Regions from separate parts of the Mus musculus genome. Here region 2 is linked to region 1. A link is a loop called in an ENCODE intact Hi-C map of the cell type or tissue named here. Cell type or tissue: left cerebral cortex. All regions are shown on one strand. Links, peaks and the distances in the headings refer to the core of each region. The heading gives the core; the rest is flanking DNA.

The links. Hi-C counts contacts between places; a loop is a spot of excess contacts. Peaks named below come from ENCODE experiments on the same cell type or tissue, not always from the same donor. Only the 100,000 strongest peaks of a DNase experiment are listed, where the experiment ranks them.
Region 2: it touches region 1 in a loop (2.7-fold over the local background); 1 of 42 quality-filtered maps calls a loop at or near these places.

The regions. Positions count from the first base shown.
Region 1 is chr8:57,647,381-57,657,259 of GRCm38, reverse strand. Galnt7 (polypeptide N-acetylgalactosaminyltransferase 7) reads left to right here and starts at 4,205. Exons shown (of 12, transcript NM_144731.4): 1 at 4,205-4,407. The coding sequence starts at 4,282. It overlaps AW046200 (expressed sequence AW046200), which reads right to left and starts at 5,507. Exons shown (of 4, transcript NR_040698.1): 1 at 5,273-5,507. In left cerebral cortex, for the core only: a CTCF peak has its summit at 5,450; DNase peaks (open chromatin) are centred at 4,436, 4,724, 5,067, 5,347 and 3 more places; H3K4me3 peaks cover 2,694 bases; H3K27ac peaks cover 1,798 bases.
Region 2 is chr8:57,534,947-57,544,825 of GRCm38, reverse strand. It overlaps Galnt7 (polypeptide N-acetylgalactosaminyltransferase 7), which reads left to right. Exons shown (of 12, transcript NM_144731.4): 6 at 2,132-2,314; 7 at 4,689-4,806; 8 at 6,618-6,740; 9 at 8,025-8,243. It overlaps Gm51574 (a long non-coding RNA gene), which reads right to left and starts at 4,617. Exons shown (of 3, transcript XR_003947549.1): 1 at 4,493-4,617; 2 at 4,337-4,378; 3 at 2,871-3,388. In left cerebral cortex, for the core only: a CTCF peak has its summit at 4,465 (motif pointing left); DNase peaks (open chromatin) are centred at 3,274 and 4,451.

The DNA of each region.
Region 1 (9,879 bases), core at 1,278-9,277:
TGGAACACAACTCATTTTGTAGACCAGGCTGGCCTCGAACTAAGAAATCCACCTGCCTCTGCCTCCCAAGTGCTGGGATTAAAGGTGTGTGCCACCACCGCTGAACCTCTCTAGCCCTTCTACTGCAAGTTTCTTTCCATTTCAACCATTTCATTAAAAAACCATGATGATTTTTGTTATCAGCAAAAGACAGGATCCTTTTTCTCTTTTTCTGGGTACCAGGTTCTCAATTAAAGACCCATAAGGTTCTGGGCCATGTGTATTCATTCCAGCAAACAGGTGGTTAGTTTGAAGGAACTATCAGTTTATCTAGGAATGATGGTACACATGTTGGTTGGATAAGATCCAGAACAATGTGCCCTTCCTTCCTAACTCTTTAAGAGAAAAATTGATTTTCATAATGTCTTTTTGCAAGCACTGAGGTATAATTAGTCTTTAAAGATGTTAGTGTATATGTCCAAAACTTTTAATGCTTCCCCCGGGAGTGCATGAGATATGCTTTCTCCCACCCACACTCTCTCACACTGAGTGTGTCTTGCACTGTCAACATCCTAGGAACACAATGCTAAACGACAACTCAGTCCCTGCCCTTAAAAACGTTGGCTAATTGAGGTGACAGTTGAACAAATACAAAGGCTGAGTTGTGCTCTAAGAGGGACCTTCCAGGTCGATCTTAAATGAAGCAGAAATTTCTAACTTAGCAAGGGAGGGGAGGGCCGATGAGAGCAAAGTTTCTGAAAAAAAATTGACATATGAACTGAAATTTGAATGATTATAGAGTTTATGGGGGCAGCTGATGTAACAATTACGAAGTATGTTATAGAAAAAGGAGCGATATGCTTACAGGTCTACAGGGAAGAAGAAACTTGAGCTGTTTCAGAAACAGAAAATGACGTAGCTGTAACATAGAGAAGCGGTGGTGACCAAGAAGGTACAAGGCTATGCACGCTCACAAACCGAGGCATTCGGATTAATTCTAAGAGCAAGAAAGAGCTGGTGATTGGGGTTTTGAAGAAGAACGACAAAATGTGTTTCAATTACCTCTTCAAAAATGGCTAAGTCAGAAGAGGTCTGTATTGCAGGTGCTATAAACAGTACCCAGCTAGGAAGATGTAGTATTCTACCGTATGAAATCAAAGAGAGCTTTCAATGAACCTTCAAAACATGGTAGGAGACCATTAATCCCCTCAAATGGCAGCCTTTGACAAGTGTTTCATTCCAGATTGAGTACAGCACAGGATTTTTTTATTATGCTTATGATAGGAACAGTAATCTACTGTTAGGGGGACTATCCGGATTTAGATTGAAACTGTGACTCTTTTAGCTTGAGTAGCCACGGTAGACTATCAACAAAGTAGGTGGCAAACAATAGCTTACCAACTGATAGTACTACTGTAAAACAGTCGCCGATCTAATGGAATAAACCCTTCAATGTTTTGTTCTCCGAAGGCAGCCTCTAGGTAGAGAACAATCAGAGGTGAAGTGCTCCTAAGCCCTCTTCTAAGCTTTATTCCCCCTTTGTATTTTTAGTCCAACTATTTCCAGTGTTCCACCAAAAATATTAAAGCCTTCCTACACATCTGACACAGGAATACAACAAACTCCATAGACAAGTCTCCAATGTCATGTAACTTTTTATTCGCAAGTGGAATTAAGCAGTCACAACAAAGTGGTAATTCTTAGGGAGGAGAGGGAGTAGAAGGTGGGGTTCCTGGCCAATATCTTGGTGTACAGGAACAGGTTAGAGTCTAGAAAAGGCTTTTGTAACTGACAATAAAGTTTAATGTTAAGGTGTCAGAAGATACTGCAGGTTTGAAAAGGAGATCTCTGTAGAAAGGCCTGCAGGCGAGCACTGACATTTAGAAATAGTTCCCCTAGCTTGGGTACAGTATGAGGAGGCTAAGATGCCCTGGAGAGTGTAGCCCCAAAGCAGGCACAGTTCCGTGTGTGTGTGTGTGTGTGTGTGTGTGTGTGTGTGTGTGTGTGTGTGTGTGTGTAGGTCCTCTTTAGCAGAGTTCATGTGGGTGATGATTTTTTAAACATCACCAAACCCTTAAAAGGTTCTGACCTGTGGAATCCTGAAAACATTTTAGAGTAAACACAAGATGATTATACTGTTTGGCAAAGACAGTGCATGTGTTGGCAAGATGAGAAAACCTCTGAATTCAAAGAACATCGGACACCAATCTCAGGCGGTAGAAAGCTTAGACGACAGGCGTGAACCACTGGGTACATACTGTCTGCTCAGAAGTTTTATTCCTTTGCAATGAGTCTCCAGCTGGCCTCAGAGGCAAAGGCAACCCTGTCACCATTCACATGTGACCTCATAACCTGTCAGAGACTACTGCTTCTCTTCTTCATATCTCCCCTCCCATTAGGTGCAACTCTTTACTCTCTTCAGGGACCACTAACCCAAGGATCAACAAGTCGGAAACAGCTCAGAGTGGCAATCTCTACATGCAGTAATAGCTGCGGCGTTCACAAGAATTATACCCATAATCACCAAGACTTACCCTATTCGTATTATCTGTGCTTTATTTTATTATCTGCATGTGCACTTGGCCTCAATTATCTCTTTTGGCAATACTATGAAGTATTATAATCATGATTTTGGCAGATAAGGGCCCTAGGCTCAGAGAGGCTAAGTGTGACTTTTTCCTGACCCAATCATTTAACATAGCTTCTCATTTTCTAAAGAGTTCTCTACAAAGGCTAACTGCCAACAAGTGTGGCGAAAATCGTATATTTTAAGGTATACTTTCAGTTTCACTTAAACAATGTTAAGAACTCAGAGGAACACCGGCTTTTACAACCGAATACCTGGTTATCATTTTCTAACTTTTTGGCCTTGCATATTTCAAGTTGTGGTGGCAAGGTCATCTTAGACTACTAACAGCAGTTGGGTGAGCTCCCATCACTTCAGCGATGAGGGCTACTTCCCAGCTATGCTCATAATCACAGTCAGTTTTCCATCTTCTCAATAGTGGACAACCATATCTGAATAACAATGCATATACTGTTGATCACTAGGGGAGACTTAACCAAGTTTCACTTGTTTCGAAAGCAAAATACATGCAGATAAGGCAATATTAGGATTAAAAAGGTCAATTTACGCCATCCTTAAACCTGCTACCGAAAAGCATTTGTTCAACAAATTGAGTAGTTTAGGGGTATGGCACACACTGCAGACTGTGATTTAAAGTGATTGACATCTTTGGCACAATGTACAAGGGAGAGGCGTGTAGCTAAACATTTGCCAATATCCTTTCCTGGAAAAGTCAGTTGTGAGAGAAGCAACGATGCATGTACGGAACGTTTTAAAAGCCCGAAATCCACTTTCCCCAGAGTAGGAACTTGCAAGTCCATTAACAGGGACCGTAGTGAGAATTAGCTAGTCGACTTGGCTTTCTAATTAGCCCAAGAGAGAAGGCAATACTGCCTTTCCAAGTGAGTCCTCTTTTAGTTCTGTGGTGTTTGCACATCTCACCTGGGCCTTTCGATTACAAATCCACCTCCTTAAGGAGCCCTGTGAAAAAACAAGATTAAAAAAAAAAAAAACAGCTATAAATCAGCCACGTGGAGTTACTGCTGCAGCAGCGGTGGCTGACTTCCTGGTTTCCTTCCTGCAAGCCTCTGGCTGGGGAGATTGAGCAGTGGGCGTCGGGAAGGGCAGGGCAGCCTAGGGCGTCTGCAGGTCCACCTGAGGGGCACCGGGCGGCAGCATCCTGGCAGGGCACGGGCGTCAAGGACAGAGTTTTGGTCCCTAATTACAATAAAAGTTTGGGGATCTGCAAGCTTTAGGAAGCGGAGCCTTAGGGCAAAGGCTAAGACCAGACCTGGGGGAAAGTGTTAAGTTAGTTCCAAGGTTACTAGGGACTCGCGGGTGGTGGGGGGTGGGTTCTCGCGGTCGCGGGTGGAGGAAGGGGGTACTGCGGAGCTAGAGCGGGCAGGTAGAGAGAAGGGAAGCCTGGAAAGCTACACACGCCGGCCGGTCGGAGCTCTGCGGAGGCCGGCGGAGGGGAGGGGGTGCGGCAGAGCAGTGCAGAGGCAGGCGCGGGGAGGGGGCGGAGGGGCGAGCCAGGGGAAGGTAAAGCCGAGGGGAGTTCCGGATCTGGTGCTGGAGAGGGCAGGCGGTGGGGAGGGCGGCGGGCGTAGTGATCCGGGGGGGGGGGGGGGGGGAAGGAGGAGGAGGAGGAGGAGGGCCGGGGGAGGGGGAAGGAGGGAGGGGAGAGCGGTGGCGGCGGCTGCGCCGGGCTGTGTGTCTCTCGCCGCCGGAGGAAGATGAGGCTGAAGATCGGGTTCATCTTACGCAGTTTGCTGGTGGTGGGAAGCTTCCTGGGGCTCGTGGTCCTCTGGTCTTCCCTGTCCTCGCGGCCCGACGACCAGAGCCCACTGAGCAGGATGAGGGTGAGTGACCCGCCTGGCCCCCTCCGGCAGAGGCGACCTGCAACTTGTTTTTTTGCGCGCGCGCGTGAGTGTGTGTGTGTGTGTGTGTGTGTGTGTATGTGGCGGGAGCAAGGGGCGGCGGGGTCGCGGCCGCGTGGGCGCCGCAGCTCCGCAGGTGGCGCTGGCCCGGCGCCGGCCGATCGGGGGCGCCTAGCCCTACGCCGCGGGTACCCCTCGGCCGCCGCCGGCCCGCCCCCTGGCCGCCCCTTCCTCCCGCGCGTCCCCGCCCCGGGTTCAGCGCCGTCACCCGCGCTACTGCTGCTGCTGCCGCTACCGCGGCCGCCGCGGCGGCCGTGGTGGCGGCTATAGGCGGCCGCTCCAACGCCGGGACTGCCGGGGCGGAATCGCAGGACAGAGTCGGCTCCCCGGAGCCGAGGCTGCTCGGCGTCCGACTCGGGGCTACGACCCCCGCGCTGGCGGCAGGCGGGCGCGGGGTTGGTCCGAGCTGCGGCCTGTGGCGCGTGCAGGCCTGAAGGAGGCGAGATGCCGGCGCCGCCGCCGTGGTCCGGTGGAGCAGGCCCCGCGGTCCAGCCTCTCCTGTGGTCCCCGCCCAGTCCGGGTGCTCGCCGCGGGGGCGCCCCTAGCCTGTCCGCCTCGGGCTCCAGCCCACGGCGCCGCCTCTCCGCAACTCCCGTGGCCGGGAGCCGGGTGCAACGTGTAGCTGAGGCCTCGCCCCGCACCCCTTGTCCCTTCGATTCCCGGACAGGGGAGAGACACGTCCCCACCCGGATCGGCGTCCCTGCACCGGGGCGCCTGGGAGCCCCGGTCGCCCGCTGTGCTCCCTCGTCCTGCGGATCCGGAGCGGGCTCCAGTCCCCCGGCCCTACCTGGGCTGCTCCGGCCGAGGACCTAACTTGTGCCGGCTCCTGGCCGCCCCTCGCTGCCTGTTCCATCAGCCTGACGCCGAGAGGCGCGCTCCGCTGGGACGCATCCGTCTGCCGCCCTCGGCGCCGGCGTTAGTCTTGACAGTCCCGGCTTTGAGGGTTTAGTCAGGCTTCTCGGAACTTTAGTTACCGGGATCCGGCCACTGCGCTACGCTCGCCCCGGCAGTTGGCGGCGCGAACTGCTTCGCACCTCCCCAGCTTAACCCCCACCCCCTCAGCTTGGTGAACCGTTACACCCCCTGCTCCCCCGGAGTTCCTCATCCCCGAGCCCTCCAAGCCCCACAACCTCGAGTCCAGGTTAGACTCAGAAGAAGTGGGAGACACTAGGAGTTCTGGACACAGACGCTGAGCAGCCGTGGGAGGAGTCTCTTAAGAAAGTGCCTTCTGCAAAATCAGCGTTGCAGCTACATAATCTACTTTATTAATTTTACTTTTGGAAAGTTAGCGTCAGGAAGTTGAGGGGAAAAGCTTGTGACGACCTTCCAAGAGTAGGGCTCTTCAGTTGATGCTTATGACACACACAACTTAATCTGTAAATTGCTGCATTTGGGGCTGGCCTTACTGAAGTGGAGTCTCACCAAAGTCTAAATTGATGAATTTTTTTTTCCTTTTCACTGTGTTTGGAGTGATTTTTTTTTTGTATATTTTTGCTCTCAAACTGATTTGATGAGATGAATATTGAAATTGATTTTTTCAAGTCATGAACTGCTCTTTTATATAAGAGGCATTATATGATGCTGAAAATCCTAAGCCCCATTTTTCTGAGAAGGAAATTGAAAACCTGCTATAACTAGTTATGTTCAAAATGTCCTGTAGTTCTGATCCTTTTAAAGCCATGATTGGACCCAGCACGGTGGCGCCTGCCAGTAATCCCAGCATTTGGGGAGCTGAAGAAGGTCATATATAAGTTCAAGGACAGCTAGGCCTATAGGAGACTCTAGTCTCAAAAAGTTGGAAAAAGAAGTTGGGGTGCATCATAACTTCTTTCTAGGTAGTTTATTAGTGTTGATATATAATAAACTATAGTGCCCACCTTACTGTCTATAAAGTGAGCATAACTTAATTTTTTTGTACAATTTATTTGATAAGTTTGCCAATGGACCTAGTATAACTTGTCATTTCTGTATTTTGCCCAAGATAGACAAAGATTTTTCAAGATTTACTAGCATTGTATTAAAAAGAATGCTCAGGTATCAGGGGGCATTAATAACTTACGAGCAAATAGTAATCTAAAGCGATTTAGGTGTCAGATGTCATAAGAGTGTTTGTTCATTAAAGACTGCCTCTTCCCTCTGATTAAAAGGAACCTGTGGGTTCTTGAGACCCAGTGCTAGGGGAGAGTTAGGGCCGATTGGGATGCTGAGTCCCAGAGTCCTGGGTTTTTCCTCTACCTTGTGGTACTTTTCCGTTGAGGTTGCAGGTCTTTTATGAGGACCTGCTTCTCTTTCTTGGATGTGGGTTCTATATGTGGCCTCTTTGATCCCTCCAGAAGGAAAGTTCTGCCTCTGCTTCCACCAGATAGGCCCGTGGCTCCGTCCACTCAGGACCGCTTCTGTCTTGAACAGTTGTTATTACAGGAAGTAAAGAGCACTTTGAAGATGTCTTTGCTTTAATTTTGTAGAGCAGTGAGGTGAAGACAAAAATTCCCTCTTCTGAGCCTCTTGGCGTTTGTCAAAGCTGAATGATATTTTAAATATCCTTACCTTTCCAGTCTGTCTGAAGATGACCTTAGACTTCTGATCCTGCGGCCTTTACCTCTTGAGTGCAGGGATTAAAGTGCAGTCGTGTATCACCATGCTAGATGTGTAGAGTGCCAGGGAATCTTTTGCATGGTCAGAAAACATGTTGCCCATGGAGCTATGTCCACAACTCTATTACATGATCATTTCTGTTCATATAGTCAAACATTTGTGAGTGCCTGCTGTATACTAGGTCCAGTGCTCACAATTTAAGGAAACACGTCTTGCTTTAGTTTCACGGGGTTTGCAGCCTGGTGAGAAAAATACATGTTATCAAGCCTTGGCAAATATACAGATACAATTGTGCTATGAAAGGAACACATGAATACACTTGTGTTATGAGGGGAAACCTTACGAGGTGAGAAAAACGGAGAGATTTGAGTATACAAATCTTATTTAAATAACTGACCTTTGAGCTGAAATCTAAAGGTTTGAACTGCACGTGGGGCAGGGCAGTCCTGAAAGGAGCAGAAGCAGCGGGTACAAAGGTCCTGAGACCTGAAGTAGCAAGGATACGGTGAGAAACTGGAAGGTCAATGTATGGAAACACGGAGAGTGTGTTGGTTAGGGTTTTACTGCTGTGAACAGACAGCGTGACCAAGGCAACTTTTATAAGGACATTTAAGTGGGATTGGCTTACAGGTTTAGAGGTTCAGGCCACTATCATCAAGGCAGAAACATGGCAGTGTCTAGGCAGGCACAGTGCAGGAGGAGCTCACAGTTCTACATCTTCATCTGAAGGTCTCTAGAAGACTGGCTTCCAGGCAGCTAGGATGAGGGTCTTAAAGGCTACGCCCACAGTGACACACTTCCCTCCAACAAGGCCACACCTCTGAATAGTGCCACTTCCAGGGCCAAACATGTCCAAACCACCACAGAGAGTTATACTAAATAGAATGATACTACAAACAGGCTAGATCTTGTGGACCACGCTAAGAGTTTACATCTTAAGTGTAGGAAGTCACTGAAGGGTGTAAGCATGAAAGAGATGACCAATATTCATGTTCTAGAAAGATCGCTGTAGCTCCCTGTAAGGAAGTGTGCATGCGTTGGTTTGTAGACCAGATGACAGGAGGCCCACAGTAAAAGTTGGGGTCACACCTGACATTGTTTGGCCAGATGGTTGCTGTGATTATGTAAATTGGTTCAAGTGCAGCCAGAGATGTAAAGGCCCCAAGATTTGGAAGGTGGACGTGGAAGGGGAGATGTCAAGAAGTCTAGATGATAACTGTTACATTAGGACAAGCTAAGAAGACAAGATTGTGCATTCTGTTTGTGGTTTATAAGTAAGCTTTTTTTTTTAATTGATAGTTTAAGATCACCACTTATTAAATAAAACTAGTGTGTTCCAGAATGACACCGTCTTCCCCAGGCATACTCCCTGACTGTTCTCATGCTAAGTCATAAACTTGGAAGAGAGCAAGGTTTGCAGTGGAAATGTTGGCAGGTCTTTAGCTTTAGAGTGTGTGTTCAAATGTGCAGTATTGGGGAGACCTGTGTGCAAACTGATACTTTTCTGTGCAGAATCCAAGGCAGCTAAGTTCATTGCCTTCTCAATAGGACTGATTCAGCCACTGATTCTTTGCAAGAGGTTTTAAGTGGCTAGGCATGATGGGAAGAAGAGAGGGGTCCAGCTTAGTTGGGCATTGGTGCATGGGCTGATCTCTGTCAGGTTGCAGGGTACCAGTCACTTCAGTGCACTGAGGATGGATGGGCTCTTCATCCTGAGCCTTTGCCTCAGGTGCAGATGGCATTTGTGTGAAACCATCACTTAGGTAGAGCAGAAGCCTCCAGTGGCCTTCACCCAGCTACGCGTTCCACAGGCCTCAGAAAGTCTTTGTTTTCTTACTTTCAAGCTTGCACTCTCCACGTCCCACATGGCAATAGAAGCCCCAGGTTATCAAGTTTAAGGCATTTGAGTTCGAAGATTACCAAAAGCATCTGTGTATGTGCGTGCGTGCGTGCATGGGGGGGCCGGGGGGCTTTGTTTAAGCTTCAGAACAGACTGACTACTTCAGAGGCAGAATTCTTGTTCCCTGATCATAACCCCTCTTTCTGTCTCTGTCTCTGTCTCTGTCTCTGTCTCTGTCTCTCTCTCTCCCTCCCTCCCTCCCTCCCACCTTCTCTCTCTCTCTCTCTCTCCCTCCCTCCCTCCCACCTTCTCTCTCTCTCTCTCTCTCTCTCTCTCTGGTACTGAATTTACAGAAATTTACTGATCAATTTCCTTTTGGATGAAATAACCTAAAGTGAGGTGTTGCCTCTTTTATGGTCTCTCTGTAAGCCTCAGCATTTATTTGGTAGAGCCCCCAGATTGCTGTATGTTGTGGTTCTGTGGGAAGGTTCTCTACTGAGTGGCCTTAGTCAGGCTGGGGAGCACCCTGCTTTCAGAAGTTCCTTCCTCCCACTTAGGCTTCACAGAGGCTGCTCATAGGTTGCCAAGTGCAAGTCCACGTTCTCTTATCTTATCTCTTATAAGAAACAAAGCTGTTCTTTAATCCAGTAGCTGTATAAGCAGACAACAGGAGGGCATCTCGAGGAACTGTGGCCTACTTTGATTTCCATTGCTGTGATAGACACCATGCCAAAAAAGCAACTTCGGGAGGAAAGGGTGCATTTTACACTTGAAACACTTGATATTCTCCATCCGGGAGGAAAGTCAAAGCAAGAACTTGGAGGCAGAAACTGAGGTAGAATGTTGGAGAAAGCCTGCGGAGTCGGAGCGATTGTTCTCCAGCTTCCAGTCAGCTGTTTCACGTCTGCCTCCTAGGATCAGGAGCTGCACTGCTCACTGGGAACTGGGACTCCCACACC
Region 2 (9,879 bases), core at 941-8,940, 110 kb after region 1:
CTCCATCGGTCCCTCGCTCCATCGGTCCCTCGCTCCATCAGTCCCTCGCTCCATCGGTCCCGTGCTCCATCGGTCCCTTGCTCCATCGGTCCCTCGCTCCAAAAGCTTTTGCTTCCTCCCCAGAATACTGACTATTTCAGAATCTAGGCAAAGGCAGCCTATTCTTGTGTTGAATGGCACGGGCCAGATGAAGAACTTGGAAGTCTTTGTCATCAGGTTTAAGGTGAAGGAAGGCCCATGATAAACACCGTCACATGCCGTCTGGCTTCCTCCCACAGCAGCCCTGCCAGGTAGACATGATCAGCCAGCCATACTTTAAAAATCGGCACTAAGGCTTAGGAAAATACATGTGCCACAAGTCCAGTATTTAACGAACTGGCAGACCGATTTCTGGGCATTTTTACATTTCACCATTTATTTTAAATTGTGAATAGCACGTGACAAGAGGAAGGATACCTGACCAGGTGGCCAGGTCACTGTCTCCAGGGCAATGTGGCAGTCTACCCAGCAGCAAGAAAGGGGCTTTCCAGGTTTCCGTGGGAAGCTCGTGTGTCACACCGTGGCCCTCCTGTGAGTTTCTGTTCAGGAAAGAAGTAAGCTCACTTCTAGAATTCCCTTCTATCCTACCAAGGCTCTAAGCCCCAGAGATTTTTTTTTCTCTGTGATCTCCATTTTGAGAAGCCTAGTCTCTGTCCCTTCTGATATGATGAGCAGAGACCAAGGTCATTGTGACTGTGATGGCAGCTTAGCACCCAGCTGGTTATTCAGTGCCAGCACTTTCCTAAACCCAACTGCAAAGCAAGTATTTTTGTTTTTTTAATCCTTCACATTCTTGGTTCATTCCTTAAATTCCTCAGTAGATCCTGAAAACACAACACAGAACCTGAGGTTTTAGTTTTGTTCAAGTGGCTTGTTTTAAAGGAGGGAAGAAAATTAAATAAAAGCAGGAAAGATGTGTTCATAATAACTCCTCCCAAAGGATCAGAAAGGAACGAAGAGCTGGAAGAAGCTGTTAAGAACGTGCTGTCAGAGGAAGTGCATACACACTTTTATTTTTAATAGGGGACACAGAGAAAGCAACCGGGAGAGAGCTCCTGTTTTTTTTTTTGTTTGTTTGTTTGTTTTTTTTGTTTTGTTTTGTTTTTTTTTAGGTATTTTCCTCATTTACATTTCCAATGCTATCCCAAAAGTCCCCCATACCCCCCCACTCCCCTACCCACCCACTCCCACTTTTTGGCCCTGGCGTTCCCCTGTTCTGGGGCATATAAAGTTTGCAAGTCCAATGGGCCTCTCTTTCCAGTGATGGCAGACTAAGCCATCTTTTGATACATATGCAGCTAGAGTCAAGAGCCCCGGGGTACTGGTTAGTTCATAATGTTGTTCCACCTATAGGGTTGCAGATCCTTTTAGCTCCCTGGGTACTTTCTCTAGCTACTACATTGGGGGCCCTGTGATCCATCCAATAGCTGACTGTGAGCATCCACTTATGTGTTTGCGAGAGAGCTCTTGTAAACAATACAGAATTAGTACAGGATAGCTGCCACTAATGCCGCAGTTACAAGGAGGAAGCGTCTAATAATCTCCGCAGCATGGCCCTTGTTTGGATAGCTAGGATATCCTTCCATTCTGCCCTTCCGCTAACACAGGCTTGGCCGTCCCGAGACCTTATTTTACTCTCTACCCCCATTAGACAGTCGTTTTCCTAATACAGAGTGCGACCAAGACAGGCGGAGCCCGTGTAGCTAGGCGTGGTGACCTAGTCAGTTTGGGGTTCTTAAATGCGTTTTCATTTTCTGTAAATGTTTCAGAGCTACATGTACTGTGCCTCTAATAGATTACATAGACGGGAATGATTATTCCATTGAACCACAGCAAGGTGGGGATGAAGATGGTTTTGCCAGAGGGGCCTGGGACTGGAGTATGCTATGGAAACGTATCCCACTAAGCCACAAGGAAAAGGCCAAAAGAAAGCATAAAACTGAGCCTTATCGGTAAAGAGTATTACTTTACTTTTTTTTATGTTGAATGTTTACCTAAGTCCTCTTTTTTTTTCCTTCCCTATGAACTCGTGTAACTATGTGGGTCCATACATGTTTCCATTTGATCTTGCTGCATCATCAACACAACACAGAACCATTTGCACTGTGCCGATTATAGATGTCATAAGCGGCAACACATATGAAATTATACCCCAAGGGGGTGGTGATGAAGATGGGTATGCCCGAGGAGCATGGGACTGGAGTATGCTCTGGAAACGGGTGCCTCTGACCTCTCGAGAGAAGAGACTGAGAAAGACAAAAACTGAGCCGTATCGGTAATCACTAAGTCGCTTACCTACCTCCCCCCTTTCTCTGGTTGCTGCTAACCTATTAACCCTCTGGCCCTGCTGAAACCTCCCTGTAAGAACTGGAGCTGTCTGTCCCCTCAGATCCCGACAGAGCTTTTACTCCTTGCAGCCTCAGCGCTTTGATGAATTCACATTGGCTCCTCGAACAGCTTTCACCCAAAACGCAAGCTCCGCTAATGTGAATCTGTGAATCGGACTCTTTCATTCGGGAAACAGAAATCTGTTCTTATCAATGAAGCCTAAGCAGGAAGGGAAGAAACAACCCTTTCCTGCTGTCCTAGGAGACCAAACGACAGAGTGTATTCTGTACATTCAAACCACATAAACTGTGGACAGCTCCAGACTTGCAAGTGGCCCCCTTGAAGTCTTGGGTGCAGCATTCAACGGGGAAGGACACACCAGCAAGAGGATGTTGAGTTCTCCCCCCTTTGTTTTGTATGCTAAATCTCTGATACTAATTTTGTATCAGTTAAATGTGATGAATACAAAAAAAAAACAAAAAAACCCACTTTAGAAAACGTTGCATAGAATCCTTTGTTGCTTGGTTCTCAAAAGATTGCTTGATTAACAGAAAGCTCCATCCCCATGTTGGCTTGTGGCTCTTCAAACAGAATGATCGACTTCACGATCTCCTTTTGATCTTCTAATTGAAACATTTTACAGGCTTTCAAAAAGAAAAAAGTGGCCCCCAAATGAAATGTGTGGACATGTAGCCCATGTCCACAAGTGTTTCCTGTCTGTCTGTCTGTCTATTGTCTGTTCCTCTCCCGTGGTTCTGCTTCCAGTCTGTCTGTCCCAGTCACGGTGCTCAGAATGTCAGAACTCATTTGGAGCAGTGCTTCCGTGTTGTGGGTTTGGGTATGTTGTGATCAGGACGCTGGATGGCAAACATGAGGAAATGACCAAGCTTTTCCTGGGCGTCTTCCAAATTGTCATTCAAAATCGTAAGGTTCAGAATAGTCCCGGAACCTGCTGCTGACCGGTTTGGGCTCACATGTCACCTAGAAGGCAAAGATGCCAACCTTGGTTTGTCCCGCAGTTCTGTAAGAAGGCATATTTTAGAAGTAAGCTTAGGGAAAGTTAAGGGGGGGTCCCTTTAATCAGCTTCCTTGTGGGGATGATAAGCCACCCCTTCCGAGTACGGACTGAGGTGAGTGGGATGTGTTGGAAGAGTGCAAACGTAATGAAATAATGTTCAACGGCAGCTAAGCAAATATGTCTGGGAAGTATAACCAGAATGTACCGGCTTAGTGACTTAAGCAGTGTATTTTAAGAAGAAAGGGCAAACAAGCACAACTCTTTCTTGATGGGACTTTCCGTCAGTCCTAAAAAATAGGAACCTGACTCACTGTCTGCTCGACATGGGGTTGTCGACTGTTTACTAAGCACCGGTCACTATTTTAGGGAAGAGATGGCCTTTTCAAAATATTAATAACTAAATGTGTTCCCAGGGAGTTTATACAATAGTGAGTGGTACACAAATGACACACACACACACCTTTTCACGGTGGAACCAGCGGGACCCAGGAATAGACGGACATTAGTGTGAACAAGGAATACAGAATCCTAACCATATCCAGTTCCTACAGCTTACAAATCATAGTGCATTAATCATTGCTTAATGCTAAGAAGGAATGCCTAGAATACGGTGACATTATTCTGCTATCATTTGTTCAATAGTGGGGGTGACTTGACCCTGAAATGTTATAGACTGGTTTTTCTCCTTCTCCTAAAATGCACCAGACCTAAGATCTGTCCCAGCAAGCCCATGGGGCACCCTTTTGCACCCCCACCTCCTCCTGTAGTGCAAGCTGATGCCCCGTGTCCTGATCCTTAGGTCGCTGCTGTGTTCCCAACTGCAAACTCTGAATGAACCACACTGTTCAACAGTGGTTTATACCATTATCTGGCAAGGCCTTGAGCTATAAAATTTAAAAATGACAGACTCCTTCCCTGATGTATAGTTTCATTCATCCCAGAATGACTCACAAATCACTGAGGGAGAAGTCAGCAGGCAATGTCCACATGGTTCTGTGTTTTGGGAGAGAAAGAGAAAATTTTATCTTAATGGCAGGCTTGTTTAAATCAACAAAAGAACCAAGGTGCCCTCTAGCGGCAAAGCATCGCAGTACTCTAAGGACCTACTTCAGAAGTTTTGGTAAATTCGCCCAGGGATTGAGCACGTTCCTTTGTGAAGGTTTTACAGTTTCTTAATGTTTGGCCATCAGTCTCGCGTCTTCTGTGCATCCTTACACTGTGTTCCCAAAGGCTGTCTGTCTGTTGGTGACGGGGTGCCAGGGCGTTGTGTCTAACAGTCATCACATGCAGTGTCCTTCCTTAGGTCTCCAGCTATGGCGGGTGGATTGTTTGCCATAGAGAAGGACTTCTTCTTCGAACTGGGTCTCTATGATCCTGGTCTCCAGATCTGGGGTGGTGAAAACTTTGAAATTTCATACAAGGTAACATTTCACTCAAACAAATGTTCTTTTCTAACTAGTTTGGGGGGTTGTTTGTTTACTTGGGGGAGTGGGACCTGTCTCTCTCTGCCACACTGGCTGTCCTGGACTTCTTTATGTAGACCAGGCTGTCTTTGAACTCACCAAGATCCATTTGCCTTTGACTCCTAAGTGCTGGGACTAAAGGCATATGCCACCATCCCCTGCCTCTTGTTTACTATGGGGTACCCAAGTTTTCTCACTTTCAAATAAAGCTAATTTGGTTGGTTGGGTGGGTGGGTGGGTGGGTGGTTGGTTGGTTGGTTGGTTGGTTTTAAAGACAAGGTTTCTCTATGTAGTCCTGACTGATCTAGAACCCTCTTTGTAGACCAGGCTGGCTACAGCCAAACTTAGAGGTCTGCCTGCCTCTGCCTCCTGAGTGCTGAGAGTAAGGGTGTGAGACACCAAGGCCAGCTGGGGCCAGTTGGGGGTCGTGGGAGGTGGTACTTGTTTGTTTCTAGGAAAAATACATAATGAGTTTCTCTAAATTATTAGGAATGCCTCAATAAAGCGTAGCTCTTAGGATAAATAAAGTGATTAGTTGTCTGCAGCGCTCAGCCCGGAATTAGGACCCACAAGCTTCCGAAATGGAAATGCCCTGCTCCCAGACTGTTTGCTCAATGGAACCTTGGATTATAGTAGCTTTTTGAAGGGGCTGTATGTTGACCGTCTACTGACATAGGACATGGTGACAGACACAGTCACACAGGGACCAACCTCCTCCCTCTGCAGCGGAGGTGCCGTCCTGCTTGGTCCAACTCTACTGTGGCCCTGTCCCATCTTCAGAGATTCGGGGAGGGACAGAGATTACAGTTTTTCAGATATTCATTCCTTCTTGTCTTAAATATCCTGTGTGTTAGTATTGTGAGGGTTAGACTAGGGACAACTAATCTTTCTTCCAAAGAACTTTTAATTGTCAAAAAACAACAACAACAACCACCTTATAGATCAGAAATATTTGAAAATTATAATGTAGTGAATTTATTAAAAAAAAAAGGCAGAGGCATTCAGTTGATGGTTTAAGAAAATGCCACCACGATCAAGGAAGACTTGGAGCTGGAAATAAGATGCTTCCATAAGCAGAGATAAAGGGAGGAGAGAGGCGGGCCTCCTAAGTGTGTAGAACAAGGGTAGGGGCAAGGGTCTGAGTGTGAAGAGCAAGTGCGGCTGCCGTTAGGTGAGGTCAAGGAGTGTGATCAGGGAAGCCACTAAAGACAAAGTGGGCCGGAGCAGTCAGAGCCATGCTAAAGAGTCTTTAGTGCCACACTAAGAGATTCCCCGCCTCTTGGTTTGATAAGCAGGTGGCAGCCAACAAAGACACTAAGCAAGGAGGTAGAGAACAGGACCCAAAGCTCAGTAATCGCATGCTATAAATAAGGCCAGAGTTCACTAGAGAGGAGGTCAAGGTTATGAAGCCAGTTAGGAGGTGATTACAGTAATCACCCAGCTAGGAAATAGATTAGCATCGGAAACAACAGGTGGTGTTAAGACTGAGTGAGGGTTTGCATTATTTTGAGGTTGTGTGGAGAAAGGGCTCCTGGCTCTGGAAGAACACAGGGAGGAACTCGCTAAGAGTAACTCACTGCTTACCTCACCTCAGCCTTCCTTGTTGTTACTTGTGTTTCTAACGTAATGGACTATTTTAGAATTTGATTAGCTTAGAATTCAATGTGGACATTAGGTCTAATTTAAAATTAACATTTACAGAACAAACTTTTCAGTATTTATTTTTTGCATTTCCGATCACTTTCACAGTATACGTTCTCCCTTGACAGATCTGGCAGTGCGGTGGCAAATTGTTATTTGTGCCTTGTTCTCGTGTTGGGCACATCTACCGTCTTGAGGGCTGGCAAGGAAACCCCCCACCCCTTTACGTTGGCTCCTCTCCAACTCTGAAGGTGAGGTGGTGTTGTTTTTAAAAGGAGAGAAGGGAAGAGAAGTAAAATTTACATACTACAAGGAGTGGAAGTATTTATGCTGTATAACAATATTTGATACACATACACTGTGAACTGGTTAAAATCCATTTAGTTTATAGACTACCTAGCATGCTACCCAATGCCTTGTTATTGACTGTAGTAACTAATGTACGAGAGATCTCCGCATCTTGTTTCTCCTGTGATAGAAGTTTTGTGTCTTTTGCTCAAACATCTCCTCCACAACCTTCCCACTCCCATCCTGTGGTACCCAGCGCTGCACTGTGTTCTGTACACTGGTTTCCTTCACATCCTTCCCGTGAGTGAGCACACACGTTTCTCTTCCCGTGCCTAGTTTATTTCACTCACCATAACGTCCCGTGCTTTGTGGAAGATGATAGACTTTCCTTTTCTCTAAAGGCTGGGCATTCTGTTGGGCATATCACGTTTTCATTATCCATTCATCAGTTGGCAGACCACTTAGGTTCATTTCAAATATTGGTCATTATAAGGAATGCTTGGAAATTCTGCACAGAGGTTCAGGCATCTCATTGGTGGACTGAATCCTCATCTTTAAGGAATGTGCACTATACCGGGGTTGCTGGGCCACAGTTTTTCCTCTTTTAATTTTGGAAGTTCTCACTAATTCTGTCCAAACCTGCAAGTTAAACGTTTGTCAGTGATGACAATGTCCATTTATTTTATTGGTCAGTAGCTGCCATTCCTCTGTGTTGGCCACCTGTGGAAGGCATACAGTTAATTTGCAGTTATAGTAAAATGATTTCATTCTAGTCATGAAAAGATAGACCGAGTCGCCCGAGGAGCAATTCTTCATAATGATGGGTTTGAGGATGAGATTTTCTCCTGTATGTGTCAGTAACGTGGTGCTGATACAAAGGAAGGAGATGAGAATAAACCCCACTGTCCAGCCAGGCTCTCAAAAGCCCTGTCTGGGCTTCACGTTCTTCATCTGTTCATTGAATGAAGAATAGAATAGAATGCATATCTTAGAATGTATGATCTTTCAGCTCAGGAAGGTTGGCTTTTATGTACACTACTTCTTAATTGAGTCTACATACGTGATATTTTTATACTTGGAAAATAACATATTAGTGGTATTTATCTCTTATTCCCATTGATTAAATGTCACATCGTGACTAATGAGTTCAATGTACTTTGTTTGTATTCTGTACATCTAAGGTGGGCGGTTTATGCCTTTACAGTTATTTCTGCATCTCATAATGGCTGCAATTTTTGTTTCTGCAGAATTATGTTAGAGTCGTGGAAGTCTGGTGGGATGAATATAAAGACTACTTCTATGCTAGCCGTCCTGAGTCAAAGGCGCTGCCCTACGGGGACATATCTGAGCTGAAGAAATTTCGAGAAGATCACAACTGCAAAAGTTTCAAGTGGTTTATGGAAGAAATCGCTTATGACATCACTGCCCACTACCCTTTGCCCCCCAGAAATGTCGAGTGGGGTGAAGTAAGTAGCAGCCCTGTATTCAGACATCCAGATGTGCGAATCCAGAGTCAGTGTTTGAAAGAAGGCAGAGAAAAATGGGGAGGCATTCATGGAAGCAGAGAAGGCTTGCAGAAATGTTTAGCTGAAACCACACTGAGAGCATACCCTCTCCTTGTACCAAATCATCAGAGCTGCCCTGACCACGAGACCACACCCCCTCCCAGCCTTTGCACACTTGACTGTCAGCAAATTCTCCCCCATTTCCTCCGCTCCAGCACCCACCATGTCCCTCTGTCATTCTGCCTCCTTTTCCTTCCAGTTTCACTTACTGCTCTTGTCTCGGAGATCATAACTACTAAAGATCATTTCTCTGTTCTCCTGCATCAGAGCCCCTTAGGTCTGCCAAGTTTCTATGGGTTCTCACGACGCTTGCCCACCTTCCAATACACAGGGCATTGGCACAGCCCTTGTCAAAGGTATTGGGCAGTGGTAATAAAGTGAGGCAGAGGCATTGATCTGTTACGGCCATTTCCTATTTCTTCTGACTTGCCTCTGTGGCATCAATTCTGATTGTGCTCACGCTTGTGCCTTATGCCACTGCATGCAGCTGCCTTACAGATAATTGAGCAGACTATCAGCTTTCAAGATCGTGTGTGTTTGTTAATTTGTGCATTCAGCAAATATTGATCACTGCCCCGGTGTGTACCAGTCATTCATCTGGGCAAAAATACAGCCCCCTTTCTTCAAAGAATGTTTATACTGTTCAGGGTAGGGGGAGAGAGAGAGAGAGAAGGGGAGAGTGAGAGAAGAGAGAGGGGAGAGAGAGAGAGGAGAAAGAAGAGAGGAGGGGGAGAGGGGGGGAGACCCAGGAAAGCAAAGAACAAGACAAAATGGTAACAGCTCCAAAGGAAATGAGTGTGAGGTACAGTCCTGAGGAGGTCGGAACGGTAGGATGGCTTTTCTGGGGATATGACATTAGATCTGAAACCTGGATGATAAAGACCTAAGCCAGTCAGAGAGCCAAAAAAAAGAGAGACAGAAAGTGGTGACTTCAAAGATAGGAAATTGCACTCATTACTTATCTGTTGCTGTGCTAAAATAACTTGACTGAGGAAATCCCTGAAAGAAAGAGTTTATTTGGGCTTACGATCCTAAAGGTTAAGAGTCCATCGAAATGGGCAAAATAAGGAATGGCAGCAAGCATGGCGGCTGGAGTAGCAAGCTGGTTGGGAGTTCACATCCTAAACTGCAAGGCCAACGCAGAGACGGAGCTGGAAATGCTGAGTCTTTAGACTCTCAGAACTCATTGCCTATGACATACTTCCTCCAAGGCCACACCCCTTAAGCCTCTCCAAACAGTGCTACCCACTGGGGACAGTGACTGTGGCTTAGAGGAAGGCAGAGCACAAGACATAGCCAAGGCAAACACCAAGTCACAGATATTGTCAGAGAATGTGGGTGCGGAGTATCAGTGTGTGAAAGATGAGGGCTGGGATGCTTTCGTTTTCTATTTGAGCAGCTGGTTAGGGGGCAGCTGAGGCAGGCGCACAGTGGGCAGGGAACGTGGAGGTGTTGAGGTGTAGCACTCTTGGGTCTGTTTGTGGTTCCCACCTGCAGGATGACTTCTAGACGGCAGGCCGTGTGCAGCTGTCAGCTC